Linked DNA regions of Homo sapiens: region 2 is linked to region 1. Evidence: read pairs that join two places in POLR2A ChIA-PET (ENCODE). Cell type or tissue: Caco-2. All regions are shown on one strand. Each heading gives the region's core, and the rest is flanking DNA. Links, peaks and the distances in the headings are about the cores only.

Region 1 (8,713 bases), core at 714-8,713:
ACCTTTGGTAGGAGGGTATACCTCCTACACCCAAGAAATATAAGCCAGGAGAAGGTCTGTGCCAAGAGAAGGAACCCAAATGACCCACAAGAGGTGGGCCATTAATTATTGGGTCAGATGCATAAATGCACAGTAATTTATTTAAGCACCTCTTAATGGTGACCCACAAGGAAGATTGCTCGTAGTAGCGGAAAGGTTCACAATAAATAAGAGAAAAAAGCAGAATGTAGAACTGTATGATAGCAATTCTGCAAACAAGAAGCATCTTTTATAAAAGATGGAAGGAGCCCAGGCACAGTAGCTCATGCCTGTAATCCCAGCACTTTAAGAGGCTGAGGTGGAGGATCACTTGAGCTGCAGTGACCCATGATTGTGCCACCACTCCAGCCTGGGTGATAGAAGTGAGACCTTCTCTCAAAAAAAAAAAAAAAAAAAAAAAGACGGAAATTCCTCCAGAATTTTAACATGTCAACAGAGGTTTTCTGCAGCTACTTTTTTCAGCTTTATACTTCGCAGTATTTTCCAAATTTTCTCTAACAAGCAGTATTTTCCAAATTTTTTACAATAAGCACACACACACACACACGTTTGTTTGCATAAGTGCCCAACTGGTGGTGAACAACCGCTGGCTTTTAGTCTATACATATCTAGAATATTTTATAAATAGTAGTTCTTAAACCCTTGAAAGGGAGTGAATGACCAGCTGAGAAAATAAAGTCAGTGATTTCATTATTTTCCTATATTCACATCATGATTCTAGGAAAGAACTTGGGAGTGACTTCCTTCAGCTTCAGCCACTCCTGGGCCAGGCGCATGCTTAGCTCTGTGGTAAAGGTCACCAGCTTCTTCTGCAGGGTGCCTGTATCATCTGAATTGGAGGTTTGGCGAGGGTAAGAGACTGATGTAGGTTCAAGTTTTTCTTTCCTGTCCTCCACTTGAAATCTGTCTTCCCTTCCAGACTGCCTGCGCTGCTGACTTAAGGCCCCAACACCAAACACAGAAGCAACAGCCTTACACAGAGTGTTCAGCAAGCTCCAACAATTGTGTAAGGTAAAGTTTCCTTTATAGATTCCTTTTCTATATCGCTCCTAGTGGTTCTGTTTCTCTGATCGAATTCTGGCTGATAACAGTTGCTGAGACTCTGAAAGAGAAGGCAAGGAACTACTGTTTCTCATTATAAACTGTTTAGAATTATTTGGCCATCTTTTTGCTATGAATATGTAGTGCTTTGATACATTTTTTAAATCAAAAAGTAATGAAAGAGATCACATAGGGAAAGATAGATTGGATTATTTTTAAAGTTTATATACTAAATTGAAAAGCAAAGAATAAAATGGGAGAAACAGCTCCCTCATGTGGCTGTTGGCAGGAAGCTTCCATTCCTCTCTGTGGGCCTCCACAGGTTTGCTCACAGCAAATGGTCCGTGACAGAAAGACGCAAGGGCAGTTGCACCCAAGATGGAAGCCACCATCTTTTCTATAACCTAATCTGAAAGAAGGGACATACCAGCACTTCTGCCATATGCTGTTGGGTCACACAGACCAACTCTGGTACAGTGTGAACACAGGACCACACAAGGGCGTGAATTCCAAGGGCAGAGACCACTAGGGACCACCTCAGAGGCACAGAGGGACACCCTATCCAGCTGGTGGCCAATGTAAATTAACATAGCTTTTTAGAATAGCAATATGTATCTATAATCTTAAAAGTATTAAAAGTACTTCTTGATCCAGTAATTTCATTTCTAAGAATCCATGCTAAGAGGATTTAAAATGTGGACCAAAAAATGGGTATAAAAAGAAGTTGTTAACAGTATTTAAAGTTGTGAAAAACCAGAAACAATCTAAAGGTCCAACAATAGGAAAATGAATTTTGATATTTTTCTAATAGAATTTTATGCTGTCATCAGAAATACCATTTACAAATAATTTTTAATAACGCAAAAAAAAGTTTATAAAATGTTTAGTGTAAAACCTGGACACAACTACATAATGATTCTGATTTTGTAAAAAAAAAAAACAAAAACACACACATATACACATGCATACATATGCATATAAAGAAAACTGGAACAAACAAAATAACAAGCATAGTTGGAATTACAGTCATTTTAATATTCTTTATGCTTTTAAAAATTTTGAAGTTTGTATTACTAGCATCCACTACTTACGTAGTCAGGAAAAAAATACAACTTTAAAATAGATATTTAGGTCCAAAGATGGTAATCTAAATGGTGTTACAGGCTGAATGTGTGCCTGATCCCCATGCCCCAAGTTCATATGTTAAAGCCCTGGCCCCCAAGGCAATGGTATTAGGGGAGTAGGGCCTTTGGGAGGTAATCAGATTTCTACGAGGTCATGAGGGTGGAGCCCGCATAGTGGAATTAGTGTCCTTTTAGGAAGAGGAGAACAGACCAAAGCCTTCCTTTCTCTCCTCACTATGTAAGAAGACAGCCAGAAGGTGGCCACAGCCAGGAAGAGAGCTCTCACCAGAACCCAAATCTGCTAGCACCTTGCTCTTGGGTTCTCAGCATCCAGAACTGTGAGAAATGAATGTGTGTTGTTTAAACCACTCAGGCTACGGTATTTTGTTGCAGCAGCCCAAGCTGACAGAGATAGAAACAACACAAGGACCCATCAGCAGACGAATGGATGATCAAAACGTGGTGAGGTCGTGCAGTGGGATATTATTCAGCCGTAGAAGGAATGAAATTCTGATACATGCTATAATGATGAACCTTGAAAACATGTTAATGGAAATAAGCCAAACTTAAAAGGACAAATATTGTATAATTCCACTTATATGAGTTAGTTACCTAGAATAGGCAAATTATGTCATAGATACAGAACATTAGAGGTTACCAGGGTTGTGGGAAGAGGGGTATTGTGGGTACAAATTTTCGGTTTGGAGTGATTTTGAAAAAATTCTGGAAATGGGTAGTGACAGTAGTCAACATGATGAATGTACTTAATGACACTAAATTGTACACTTAAAAATGGTTAATACTGGGCTGGCGCAGTGGCTCATGGCTGTAAATCCCAGAACTTTGGGAGGCCAAGACAGGCGGATCATGAGGTCAGGAGATTGAGACCATTCTGGCTAACATGGTGAAACCCTGTCTCTACTAAAAAATAAAAACAAATAAAAAAAAAATTAGCCGGGCATGGTGGCAGGCACCTGTAGTCCCAGCTACTCGGGAGGCTGAGGCAGGAGAATGGTGTGACCTGGGAGTCGGAGCTTGCAGTGAGCTGAGATCGCGCCACTGCACTCCAGCCTGGGCAACAGAGCCAGATTCCGTCTCAAAAAAAAAAAAAAAAAGGTTGATACCTGGGTGCGGTGGCTCATGCCTGTAATTTCAGCACTTTGGGAGGCCAAGGCAGGCAGATCAGTTGAGGTCAAGAGTTAAGGACCAGCCTGGCCAACGTGGCGAAACCCCATCTCTATTAAAAATACAAAAATTAGTCGAGTGTGGTGGTGGGTGCCTGTAGTCCCAGCTGCTGGGAGGATGAGGCCTAGGAATTGCTTGAACCCAGGAGGCAGAGGTTGCAGTGAGTTGAGATTGCGCCACTGCACTCCAGCCTGGGGGACAGAGCGAGACTTAGTCTCAAAAAAAAGGTTAAAATTGTAAGTTTTGTTATGCATATTTTACCATAATCTTTAAAAAATAGATATATAGGAGATAAAGTCAACAGAATTTAATAACCAGTTGTAAATAGAGACTGAGTGAGGAGGATGAATTAAGGAAGACATTGAGTACAACTTTTTGGTAGGTGAAAAACTCTTAAAAAAATACGTGGGCAAAGATCCTACTTGATTCTTATAATTTAAAAATCTCCCAGTTAGTAAACAAGGCTAGGTGGAGATTTGCATGTGATGTGAGGTGTGTGTTCTGTTTTGTAATGTGAGGACTGTGAGCCATCTCCTGGACTTGAATATCCATTAGATAATTGAAAATACGGATTTGAGAACTCAGGAGACGTGCAATGCAGTAACAAAACTCTGCACCTAGTTGATTTCTGTCTCCTAATTTAATGCTTTTATGGGACAAACTGTTAGGCAGGTGGGCAAGATGGACAGCCATATTTTTGTGGGTTTCTGGCCTGTGGGCCAGCCTCAGTGCTCACTCTGAGGTCATGTCCAAACTTAGAACACATTCAGGCCTACCACAGTCAAGGCTCCCTTTCTCAACTCTAGTCCTCTGCACAAATATCCGAAGCCTAGAAATAATAATCATCTGTCCTTGTGTCTTGCATTATGAAAGCCTAGGAAAGGGCCTTGGGAATTAAGAAGAATGGAAAAACTGGTCTAACTGCTGCATGCTTCAGCTTGCAGGGGAATCACTGAAATGGGGACAGGCCATAAAAGGACAACCAGAAGAGTGGCTTCAGCAAAGGCATCGTTTTTCAGAGCAAGCTAGAGAATCCTGCCAGCGTCCTCAGGCAGGGCCCCTGGGCACAGAGGTTAGGCAAGGGAGTGTCCCAGCATGTTGATGCCCTGAGCATCAGAATAATGCCATAGAGGAGCTTCCAAAGAGTTCATTTCAGGTTTTGTAAGCCGAACATTTCTAGGCAAATAAAATTTGATTTTGTGAATAAAGCTTGTTTCTTCAACTCCAGTGCAGATTCTCATAGATTGATAGTGGCTTGTGATCCAGATAAAGAAAACAATTTTTCAAAGATTCATATTCTTTGTAGATGTACGGATTTAGAGACCATCTAATCTAACTCCCTCATTCTACAGATAGGAAAAATGAGGCCTAAAGAAGTTAAGAAAATACCATGGAAATGTCACTGCTGAACTGCCATACGTAGGATCCGAAAGAAATTGGGTAAATGCTACTGTGAGAAATACAGTACTAGGTCCAAAGAATCTAATACAAATTAAAAATCTAAATGTTATTTCTAAAGCATCCCTGCACATGGCTGAACTTACATAGTTTCATTTTCTTTCTTTTCTGTTGAAGAAGAGGCAATTGGCTGGGTGCAGTGGCTCATGCCTGTAATCCTGGCACTTTGAGAGGCCGAGGCGGGTGGATCACCTGAGGTCAGGAGTTTGAGACCAGCCTGGCCAACATGGTGAAACCCCATCTCTACTAAAAATACAAAAATTAGCTGGCTGTGGTGGCCGCTGCCTGTAATCCCAGCTACTCCAGAGGCTGAGGCAGGAGAATTACTTGAATCTGGGAGGTGGAGGTTGCAGTGAGCCAAGATCACGCCATTGCACTCTAGCCTGGATGACAAGAGGGAAACTCCATCTCAAAAAAAAAAAGAAAAAAAGCAATCACTAACCTGTGTTGTTTATTAAACATGACAGACTGGCATGAAGTAATTACCAAACTGTAAACAAAAAAGCTACAATCTGCCAGGCATGGTGGCTCATGCCTGTAATCCCCCACCTTGGGAGGCCAGGTTGGGGGATCACCTGAGGCCTGGAGTTCAAGACTAGCCTGGTCAACATGGTGAAACCTCGTCTCTACTAAAAATACAAAAATTAGCCCGGCGTGGTGGCACATCCCTGTAATCCCAGTTACTCAGGAGGCTGAGGCAGGAGAATCACTTGAACCTGGGCAGTGGGGAGGTTGCAGTGAGCCAAGATCGCACCGTTGTACTCCAGTCTGGGCCGACAGAGTGAGACTCGGTCTCAAAAAAAAGAAAAAAGAAAAGCTACAACCTTAATCTCAACTTCTCATAACATCATCTCTACTTCTGATTAGAAGAGTGGAAGTGGGGAGGTTTATTACAAAAAGACTGTTATACCTTACACACTTCTCCCCATGAATAGTGAAGGTGTGAGTGAAAAAGACAGCAATTTTATTTTTTTTTTGAAACAGGTTCTTGCACTGTCACCCGGGCTGGAGTGCACTGTTGTGATCACTGCTCACTGCAGCCTCCACCTCCCAGGCTCAAGTGATCCTCCTACCTCAGCCTCCTGAGTAGCTGGGACCACAGTTGTGCACTACCATGCCCAGCTATTTTTTTTTAAGAGATGGGGTCTCACTATATTGCTTAGGCTAGTTCTCAAACTCCTGGCCTCAAGCAGTCCTCCGACCTTGGCCTCCCAAAGGGTTGTGATTACAGGCATAAGCCACCACACCCAGCCAGCAGTTTTAGAATAAAGGGTGAAGGTGCTGTTGGGGAAATATAATTTAAAAAACAAAATCTTCTCTCAACCCAGAAATCCTCTCCATGAAGGCAGTAGAGAAAGATAAGCTTTATTATTGAATAAAAATTAAATGAGAATGTGATGCACATCACAGGCACTTTGCTAAGAGATCACAAAGACAGAAGGAAATTTCACCATTTTGTACAGCCAAGCAGGTACAGCCCATTACATGTATGTTTTCGAGATAAATAGTCCTCAACTAAGAGAACTTGACAGCACCACTGGTCACACAGTTCATTCTAACTTTACCTGATAATTGATGTGACCACTTGTGTTATCTAAGATATCAACTTTTCGGGGGTGGGGGAGTGTGGAAACAGGAGTTACTTTTATAGCTTGGTGCAAGGTACTCATTAAGATTAGGCTGTTACCCTCCCACAGAAACTGGAAGATAGGTATGCTATCTGGTAATGTTTACATTTCCCAGATCCTTGAGAAAGACATTCCTAGGTCATAAAGCTGACAAAAGGCTGATTCAGTTTTTAAATATATATATCTGTATATGTATTTCAGGCTGGGCATGATGGCTCATGCTTTTAATCCCAGCACTTTGGGAGGCCAAGGCAGGTGGATCACCTGAGGTCAGGAGTTCGAAACCAGCCTGGCCAACATGATGAAACCCATTTCTACTAAAAATACAAAAAAATTAGCCAGGCATGGTGACACATGCCTGTAATCCTAGCTACCAGGGAGGTTGAGGCAGGAGAATCACTTGAACCCGGAGGCGGAGGTTGAGCCGAGATTGCACCATTGCACTCCAGCCTGGAAACAAGAACAAAACTCCGTCTCAAAATAAAAAAAAAATTATATACATATATATATTTCAAAGAGACTGAGAAAGCACATACAAGTTTTCTCAAGTAATAACCTGACATGGAGGGGAGGAAAATTTCTTGCCTCATTTTCAACAGGTGGAATTAAACTTATTAAATTCATATTTATCTTTACAGTGCCCATCCTAAATTTGGAAGAGGAAGGATGTGGGCCAACTTTTGGCTTAGGCCCTCATGTCAGGGCTTCTCTTAGTACATATGGTACCTTTCTGAGATTTTCAAACTGGCAGCCACTTTGGACTGATCAAGTCGCAAAGCTGAATTAATTGCTTACTATTGTAAGGGAGAGCTATGCCAGTCAGGCCCAGGCTCCCTTAGGAGAGCAGACTGCTGATCTTCTGTGGGGTTTTGGGGAAGCTGGAAGTTTAAGGACAGGAAGACTTTGAAAAGTATTAATAGGATGATGTCATCTGGGGTGGGGATTGATTTGGGCTGTAATAGAAGCCCTACTTGGAGAAGTGAACAAAGGGTTTAATCTGCTTCAGGCAGAAAAACACCTAGGAATAGGACATCCAGGGCAGGCATTTCAGCTCACTGATGCCTTCGAGGAACCAGGGCCCTTCTGTTTTCTTGCTCTACCATTAGTGGCCCATGCATTTGCACCCTCATGGTTGTGTTACTTGGGGGTCCTTGCTCACAGAGCTCCCAAGATGGTGGCAAGCCTCGTGTTCTCTGACCTGGGGTTCTTGGCCTTATGGATTCAAGGAATGGAACCTTGGGCCATGCGGTGAGTGTTATAGCTCTATTAGAAGCTGTGGGTCACAGAAGAGAACCATGGAACCCAGTGACTAGTGTTCAGCTCAATTAGGATGAACCCAGGCACTTAGCCATGCAGGAACAATGGCAAGCCTTTAGCCCGATTGGGAGCGGCAATGGGTGCCTCGCTGGATCAGGAGCACAGCGGACACCCTGCATGATCCAGAGGGATGGGAGTCAGCGGCGGGTCTGCGGTGGCGGCAAACAGCAGTGGTGGATGGCGAGCGAAAGCTCAGCTCAAGCCGTAAGAAACATGGACCAGAAGAGTGCAGTTGCAAGATTTAATAGAGTGAAATAGCATGAAAACAGAGCTCCCATACAAAGGGAGGGGACCCAAAGGGGGTTGCCGTTGCCGGCTCGAAGACTTGGGTTTATATCCCGATCATTGTCCCTCCTGCTGTGCTCTCAGGCAATAGATGATTGGCTATTTCTTTACCTCCTGTCTTTGCCTAATTAGCATTTTAGTGAGCTCTCTGATTGGTCAGGTGTGAGCTAAGTTGCAAGCCCCGTGTTTAAAGGTGGATGTGGTCACCTTCCCAGCTAGGCTTAGGGATTCTTAGTCAGCCTAGGAAATCCAGCTAGTCCTGTCTCTCAGTCCCCCATCTCAACAGGAAAACCTAAGTGCTGTTGGGGAGGTTGGCCGACGACCGCTCTAACTGCTTCCTGCTGAATTGGGGCGTAGTAGAGGTTGTGCAGCTGAGATTTCCTCAGGAGGGGTGCCTTTGATGTCATTAACATCAGATCGTGGGCTAGCAGGCCGGTCCAGGGGTCTGCGGTAGATCTTAGTCTTGGACTGCATCTTGGGCTCCATTTGTAGTTTTACAGCTTCGATTCTGGAAGAGACAAAGTTAACAAGGAGGTTAAAGATACAGGGTCCAAAGAGGAGTAGCAATATTATAGCTGCTAGAGGTCCTAAGAAGGGGAGAATCCAGGGCATCCATTGGCTGAGGAGGCCCCAGGG
Region 2 (8,000 bases), core at 1-8,000, 230 kb before region 1:
GCTCTTTGAGGAATTGCCATACTGCTTTTCACAATGGTTGAACTAATTTACACTCCCACCAACAGTATATAAGCGTTCCCTTTCTCTGCAACCTTGCCAGTATCTGTTATTTTTATGACTTTTTAATCATAGCCATTCTGACTGGTGTGAGATGGTACTTAAACTAAACAGCTGCTCTGCACAGCAAAAGAAACTATCAACAGAGTACACAGACAACCTACAGAATGGGAGACAATATTTGCAAACTATGCATCTGACAGAAGTCTAATATCCAGCACCTATAAGAAACTTAACAAATTTACAAGAAAAAACCACCCCATTAAAAAGTGGGTAAAATACATTAATAGATACTTTTCTAAAGAAGACATACAAGCAGCCAAGAGACATATGAAAAAAAGCTCAATATCACTGATCATTAGAGAAATGCAAATCAAAGCCACAATATTCTTTGCTATTCTTAAGACATCCTTTCCCCCTTCCTGATTTCGTTCAGGTTAAATTCCATTATGCCTCTGAAACGGTTTAAAATCTATCTTCTCTATATTCCCACTATGTTTTAGCATTCTATTTTTGCTTCTTTTTTGTGACTTATTTCATTCTACCTAATTCCATCCTTGTTTATCCACACCTCTTCTCTATCAGCCTGGAAGCTCCTTGAGGATAGGGACAGTGTCTTTATATTCTCCAAAGTGCCCTACATACAAAAGATAAGTGACTGAAATGTTTAGTAGGCAACTTGAAACTACTTAGGGGAAGGCAAAGGCTTAGAGTATCTATTTGAGAATATGTAAAATCATCTCACTGAAAAGAATTAAATGGTCTGAAAGAATGGATGAAATCTGAGAATGAATTTAGAGAAATGTGATCACCTTAGAACACTGAAATACATCTAAAAGGGAAAAGATAGTGAGGTAGCAATTCGAGAAGTAATAATAAAAATAATACAAACATACATTTTGTATGGTGCTTTAAAATTTCCCAGCTACCTTCTTATATAATTATTTAATATAATCATAGAAATTTATAAAGTAGGCAGAGGTACTTTTTTATTGCACAGATGAGAAAAATGGAGCTTGATGCAGTTAACTAACTTGCCCAACGTCTCATGGTGACTAGCCAGAGTTAGAAGCCAGTTTTCTGAATCTTAGTAGTACTACTACTAAGACACAGGTCTGGATCACAGAATGGAGGCCAGTGAGTGTTTCCACAGCAATGATAAGATATCAATAATACCTTGCATTTTTACTGACCTTCATTATAGCTCCATTATGCTCTTTCAACTCCTATTTGTTCTTAAAATGAAAAGTAGTCAAGAATTAAATGCTGCAGAGCAGGGAAACAGATCAAAAACTCAGAAAAAGTTAAGGTTTATGAAGAGTGAAAAAGAGAAAGCAGAGTGTGTCTCCCACTCACCTTTGAAATCTGGCTGTGAAAGGAAGGAAAGAAACAGGATGGTAGCTAAAAGAAGTAGGTTCAGGTGAAAGCAACTTTCAAGAAGGAAGAGAATCATGCATGTTTGAGGGAAAGAAGAAAGTAGGTGTGGAAAAAGAAAAGTGAATTTAAGGGGAATAAGAAGAATTTTTATGTGTATACCCTATGATACAGGAGAGAGATGGGGACAAAAAGTGATCATTAGGGATAGAGAAGAACATTTCTGACGCCTTAAATTTTCTTTGAAAATAGGGGGCAAAAAGGAGTATAGGGATTATGAAAGTAGAAAAAGAAAGTAGTGAAAGTTTAAGTACTTAGGAGTAGAAACGTTTAGAATAGCTTGGAAGGGGAGGACTAAAAGGCTGAATGAAACAAAGAGTACAGATAGCTAATATACAGTGAAGCTCCAAGTGAAATTGGATGAAATAATTTGTAGGAAGCCAAATCATCACAGTTTGAAAAACACTAACAATGATCTGAAGTCTGAAAGTACTATCAGAGAAAGAAGACACTGATTTGATTCAAAATAGAGGGTCTGGCATAGGGGTACGGGAAGAATAAAGAAGTGAGAGAATATGAAATGTCAGTGAGACATTTACTGAGTGGCTGTTAAGTTCTCTACAAGGGGTTAAAGCCATTTTAAATATTTTGGGAAAATGATGATTCTAGAAAGTAAAGAATGGTTTTTACATGTCTGGCTACCAATCTTGAATTTTAAACTCTTATTTTTTTCATTAAATTGTGTTATGTTAACATATATAGGTATTGTTATTTTTAATACACATGGAATATTTTTCAGTTTCTATTTCTAATATCTTAACACTGGATTTAATCCACATAAACAAAAACTCTTGGGAATCCTGTAACTGTTAAGAGTAAAAAAGTATCCTGAGACCCAAAAGTTTGAGAACCACTAATCTAATTAAAACCCTCATTTTAAAGGTGAGAAATGAGACCAAGTGAGGTAAAATATCTTGTCTTACAAAAATAGGACTAAACCCTAGTCTCTTCACTGTATCACAGTCAAGAGCCCAGTGTCCCCTCCTCGGTCTTTGTACCAATTAGTGAATAAGAGTATACTTCCAAGATAAATTTAAGTTCTTTACTGAATAGTTAAATCATTATTTGAATTCACGTCAATTAAATGAGGCATCCAACTAATAGTATTGCAAGGTGACCCATACTACTCCTGTTACATTAAACTTGATTATCAAGCTGACAGAAAATTAATTTATCCAAGTATAAAACTCTTTTCCTTGGCATACTCAAGTAACAAAAATTTGCAAATGAAAATATTACAGATTAATAAATTTTAGATTCAGACATCAAAATCTTTACATTTTTACAATATTTATTTTTTTATTTTATTTTTTGAGATGTAGTCTCACTCAGTCGCCCAGGCTGGAGTGCGGTGGTGGGATCTCAGTACACTGCAACCTCCACCTCCTGGGCTCAAGCGATTCTCCTGCCTCAGCCTCCCGAGCAGCTGGGATTACAGGTGCCTGCCACCACGCCCAGCTAATTTTTGTATTTTCAGTAGAGACAGAGTTTCACCAGGGCAGGCTGGTCTCAAACTCCTGACTTCCAGTCATCTGCCCTTCTTGGCCTTCCAAAGTGCTGGGATTACAGGTGTGGGCCACTACACCCGGCCAACACTTATTCTTAAAAGCCAAGATTTATTGAGTGCTCATTATGTGCTCTCAAAGCACGTTACTTGTAATTTTTCTTTTACTATTAGGGAAGGTACCATTTTTAAGCCCATCTCGTATAGATAAAGAAACAGACCCTTAGAGACATAAAGTAACTTACCAAAGGTAATATTTTAGGAACTAAAAATGGTACTGAAACATAGGTACATTCCAAAGCATATTAAATACAATGCCATGCTTTTGTTTTTATGTAATAGTTGAAAATATTACCATTCTTTCATTAGAGGGGGAAAAAAAAAAAAACACCCCTGCCACAAAAAGGAGCAACTATACAGTCAAATATAAACTTGGGATTCCTCAACTAAAATTCACTGCCTTTGCCTTTTCCAAATCTATAGTATACTTTTTTGGAATCTGAACTATATTCTCTACCTCTTTTTATTTAGCTCCTGGTAAAGCATGTGATTTCTTTTTTTCCTTTTTTTTGAGATGGAGTCTCACTGTGTTGCCCAGGCTGGAGTGCAGTGGCGTGATCTCAGCTCACTGCAAGCTCCGCCTCGCGGGTTCACACCATTCTCCTGCCTCAGCCTCCCAAGTAGCTGGGACTACAGGCACCCGCCACCACACCCGGCTAATTTTTTGTATATTTAATAGAGACGGGATTTCATGGTGTTAGCCAGGATGGTCTCAACCTCCTGACCTCGTGATCCGCCCACCTTGGCCTCCCAAAGTGCTGGGATTACAGGTGTGAGCCACTGCACCCGGCTGCATGTGATTTCTTTTAGTATTGTTTTTGCCGCCAGTATTTTCTGGTAATCTAAAGAAACAACTATTAACTCAGTTAAAGACAATTAGAGTAACTCTTAATACAAAAATTCCATGTAATAAGAAATATAAGAGCATATTTTTAAGGAAACAGAAAAAAGATCTTTTTATACACACACACACACACACACACACACACACACACATATAAAGCAACTATAGTTAACTGCTTGATTACAAATATTAAAATCAGATAAATCAAAAGAATTTCGAGTTGGAAGAAACTCTAGAAATGATCTACTGCATTTTATATATGGATAAATAAGCTGAGATGCAGAGAGGTAAAGTGAATTACCTTGCTCAATCTAATACAACTAAGACACTGTGGACATTTAACAAGGCAATAAATAATGTGGTACTTTTTTTTTTTTTTTTGAAATGGAATCTCACTCTGTCACCAGGCTGGAGTGCGGTGGTGCAATCTCAGCTCACTGTAATCTCTGCCTCCCTGGTTCAAGCTATTCTCCTGCCTCAGCCTCCCAAGTAGCTGGGATTACAGGCGTGCACCACCACGCCCGGCTAATTTTTGTATTTTTAGTGGAGACGGGGTTTCACCATGTTAGCCAGGATGGTCTTGATCTCCTGACCTCGTGATCCACCTGCCTCGGCCTCCCAAAGTGCTGGGATTACAGGTGTGAGCCACTGCACCTGGCCGGTACCTCTTAAATTAGCCAAGGAAGCTTACTTTAAACAATAGGTGAAGAGCAACTTTCCCACAGAAATAATGTAAAAAACTTTATTATATCCTTTCTAGAAGATGACTTATAGTAAACAGTTAACTACTACTCTAAACACTAACAACTCAGCCCAACTGAGGGGAAAAATAATTATGTGAGAGGAGACCAAGAGCTACACTGGGCAACTAGTGGAAAGAGCTAACCCCAATCCTGTCCCAACACTAGTATCTAACATAATGGAAAGCTGTGGTTCTAATGAAGGCTTTTGAGGGCTTCTTGATAACCAGTTTCTCAAAGCACTAAAAGGATACTTTTATAGCAAGACGCAAGGTCAAATCGTAAGTAGTTAACACATGCAAACTTCCAGTAAAGATAAGCATAACATAATCCCAATACAAAACAAGAGAAACTGCAAAACAAGAGAAACTGCAAGGGTGAATAAGTGACCTTGTACTCTACAGTGACATTTACTAGTCATTAAGTATCCTACTATATGACCTGGCAATGCCTAAGGACACTAACAGTACGTTCCCCATAGGGCAGACCTTACAATTCTGAACATTGGCACATATACAATCATCTAAGATCAAAACAGAAAACTCCTAAGGCAAACAGGTAGAGAAAAAGTATTTGGAATGAGAACAGTCTTGAAAAGAAGGACTAACATTTATAATAAAAAATGTATTCTTTCTAAAAAGAAAAGAATAAATATTCCATTTACCAGCATGCATAATGAATGGGTGCCCAGTGGTCACTATCTAACTGGTTGACTGAAAATCTTTCACTGAGAAGACGGCTTAGTAATTCTGAATCTCCTTCACAGGCGCTTCGGTGGAGAGGAAAATCATCTACCCACTGTCGTTCCCTAATCATTAAAAAGAAATTTTGAAAAATACAACAGGACTGTAAAAATTGTTTCAAAAGAAATGTGACACATCTATGAAAGCTCTGTATCACTAAGAAGCTGTAAACTCAATAGTGACTACAATGCATACAAATTGCATATATAATTTTAAACAATACTTTAAATTAGAATGTAAGTTTTTATAAAAGCAATGTGGAGTAAAACCGAAACAGTACTTGTCTTCTGTGACACTGCTCATGCTTCTCTGCCATTTTTCCTGTTTAGGTATTTGGATTTTTGAGTAGTCTGGAGCTCCTAGACCAAAGTATGGATTTATTACCACTTTATCTACCTAGAAAGGGAAAACAATAACAAAAACCCATTAAGAGCTTTGTCATCTTAATGTTTACATGTTTATATTTTAAATTTTTACTTATTTATTTATTGAGAATGAGTCTTGCTCTGTTGCCCAGGCTGGAGTTCAGTGCTGCGATCTCAGCACACTGCAACCTCCGCCTCCCAGGTTCAAGCGATTCTCCTGCCTCAGTCTCCGGGGTAGCTAAGACTACAGGGGTACGCCACCACATCCAGCTAATTTTTGTATTTTTAGTAGAGACGAGATTTCACCATGTTGGCCAGGCTGGTCTCGAACTCCTGACCTCAGGCAATCTGCCCTCCTTGGCCTCCCAAAGTGCTGGGATTACAGGCGTGAGCCACTGTACCAGGCCTTCATGTTTATAATTAGTAATAGATGTATATATCTCAGGAAAAAAAATTACACTTGAGATAAAACGTCTTTTAAATCAGAGCTAAAATTCATTCAACTCTTACCCGATTTGTATACTGAAGATCTGATCCAAACAAAGGGTTGTAAATACAGGTATCTGCTTTCTCTAGGGCTAACATTTTACTCTTTATTTCTAGTGCACTATAGCCCATATGTAGTGAGTTTTCTGTCTGACCTGATTCAGTAGCATATGCAGGATTTATGACATTAGTTTTTATCCGCTCAAGAGGAGAAGGTCGGAATAAAGCTGGAATAAAGTGAGATTGTGCATGACGTTCATCTAACCACCTGGCAAAATAAAAAAACAGGTAGAAGTAGCCATTCGAAAGTGAAGATGAAAAAGATAGATTACTATCTAACTCTGATATATGACACTTGTGAATATTACCTTCAGATTTTTATAATTTTAATTTAGTGTTAGTTAAGTACTTTATTATTTTTAAAATTTATTTATATTGCAAATTGATTTTTTTAACAAAAAAACATGCATAATACTGTACATACTTTAGGGGCACATGTGATAATATGTTCATATGATCTATAAAGATCAAGTCAGTATACAAATACTTCATTTATTAATAAAAGTTTTGTTAATGGATACAGCAAATAAATTTTTTAAATGTATGTGCCATTATAGTAATAAAAACTCCTTTCAAAAAACATAAAAGTACTGTTAAAATTCAAACTACTGAGATGTAGGTGACATTAGCCCTGTTCTTACAGAAAGACAAAGGCATAAGAGGTTGAATGACTTCTTCACTGATAAGAGTAACTCAATATTAAATGTATAGTTTCATAACAGGTAAATCTTAATTCTTAAGCCAGGGCAGTGTTTACCATTTCTGAAAAATAAAATTAACATGCTGTACCCAGGCCAGGACAACCTTATCTTCGGGTTTTTCATTTTTATATTAGAATTGAAAAACTTACCATTTTTTAATACATATATTATTTTCATTATTTTCTTCTCAAAGTGTCTGTATCTATGACAACTAATTTCTACTATAAACATGTATTTGATTAATTAAAAGATACTTCTAACGGCATTTCTTACTTATCCAAGGCTATTAACATCCTTGCTGTAAGTGTAGCAAAATGAGTACTGGATTCACTACAGACTCGCATAATATCTTGTAAGCAGTAAAAAATTGGGCATCCTGGGGTATATGTGTATTTAGTATTATCTGAAAAAGAAAAATGAAGAATTATGCTACCATATAAAAGGTTTACATCTGCATGTTTTCATCTAAAAATACATGTTAGAAAATGAAAACTTGTTAAGTATAAAATAAATTGTTCTAGATTTGGAATTAGAAGGCCTGGATTCAAGTGATGACTAGCTCTGTGACCTTGTCCACTCAGGTAAATGCAACATTTAGAATTTTGGAGGACTGCAGAAACTGTTTCATCTTTATCTTCCTCAACAATGCTGTAAAACTCATTAATAAGATTTCCAATGCTACTTAAGATACTGAACTTTTTAACCTAAGTATGCCTGGAAAAATATATCTGGAATGCTACAGCTGGCTAATAAAATACATGTCAGCACTGTGTAGCAGCAGGCTGATGGGATGTCCATGGTGGGTGATTAATATAGTATATCATCAGTGTTACTACTATCTTACATGATGCTAGTACTCTATAGTTTCCAAGGTGATTTCGTATCTAATACCTCATTGAATTTTTCCAGCACCATGAAACAAGTGGGAGTAGATAGCAATATTGTCCCTATTTTACAAATAAAGAGCTAAAGATTAAAGAGGAGATTTGCCCAAGGTCACAAAATT

Evidence for each region. Peaks named below come from ENCODE experiments on the same cell type or tissue, not always from the same donor. Only the 100,000 strongest peaks of a DNase experiment are listed, where the experiment ranks them.
Region 2: POLR2A ChIA-PET joins it to region 1 with 6 read pairs; 4 of 35 experiments call an interaction of 5 or more read pairs at or near these places.

The regions. Positions count from the first base shown.
Region 1 is chr7:92,460,361-92,469,073 of GRCh38, forward strand. ERVW-1 (endogenous retrovirus group W member 1, envelope) reads right to left here. Exons shown (of 2, transcript NM_001130925.2): 2 at 8,020-8,713. The coding sequence ends at 8,405. It also overlaps a transcript of GATAD1 not described here. Among named protein-coding and RNA genes, the nearest start is that of ERVW-1, 13 kb to the right of the region's middle. In Caco-2, for the core only: a CTCF peak has its summit at 1,352 (motif pointing left); DNase peaks (open chromatin) are centred at 1,458, 4,401 and 6,461.
Region 2 is chr7:92,229,146-92,237,145 of GRCh38, forward strand. It overlaps KRIT1 (KRIT1 ankyrin repeat containing), which reads right to left. Exons shown (of 19, transcript NM_194454.3): 7 at 7,268-7,397; 8 at 6,258-6,501; 9 at 5,663-5,778; 10 at 5,304-5,447. Among named protein-coding and RNA genes, the nearest start is that of KRIT1, 13 kb to the right of the region's middle. In Caco-2, for the core only: no CTCF peak of the experiment used is centred there; no DNase peak of the experiment used is centred there.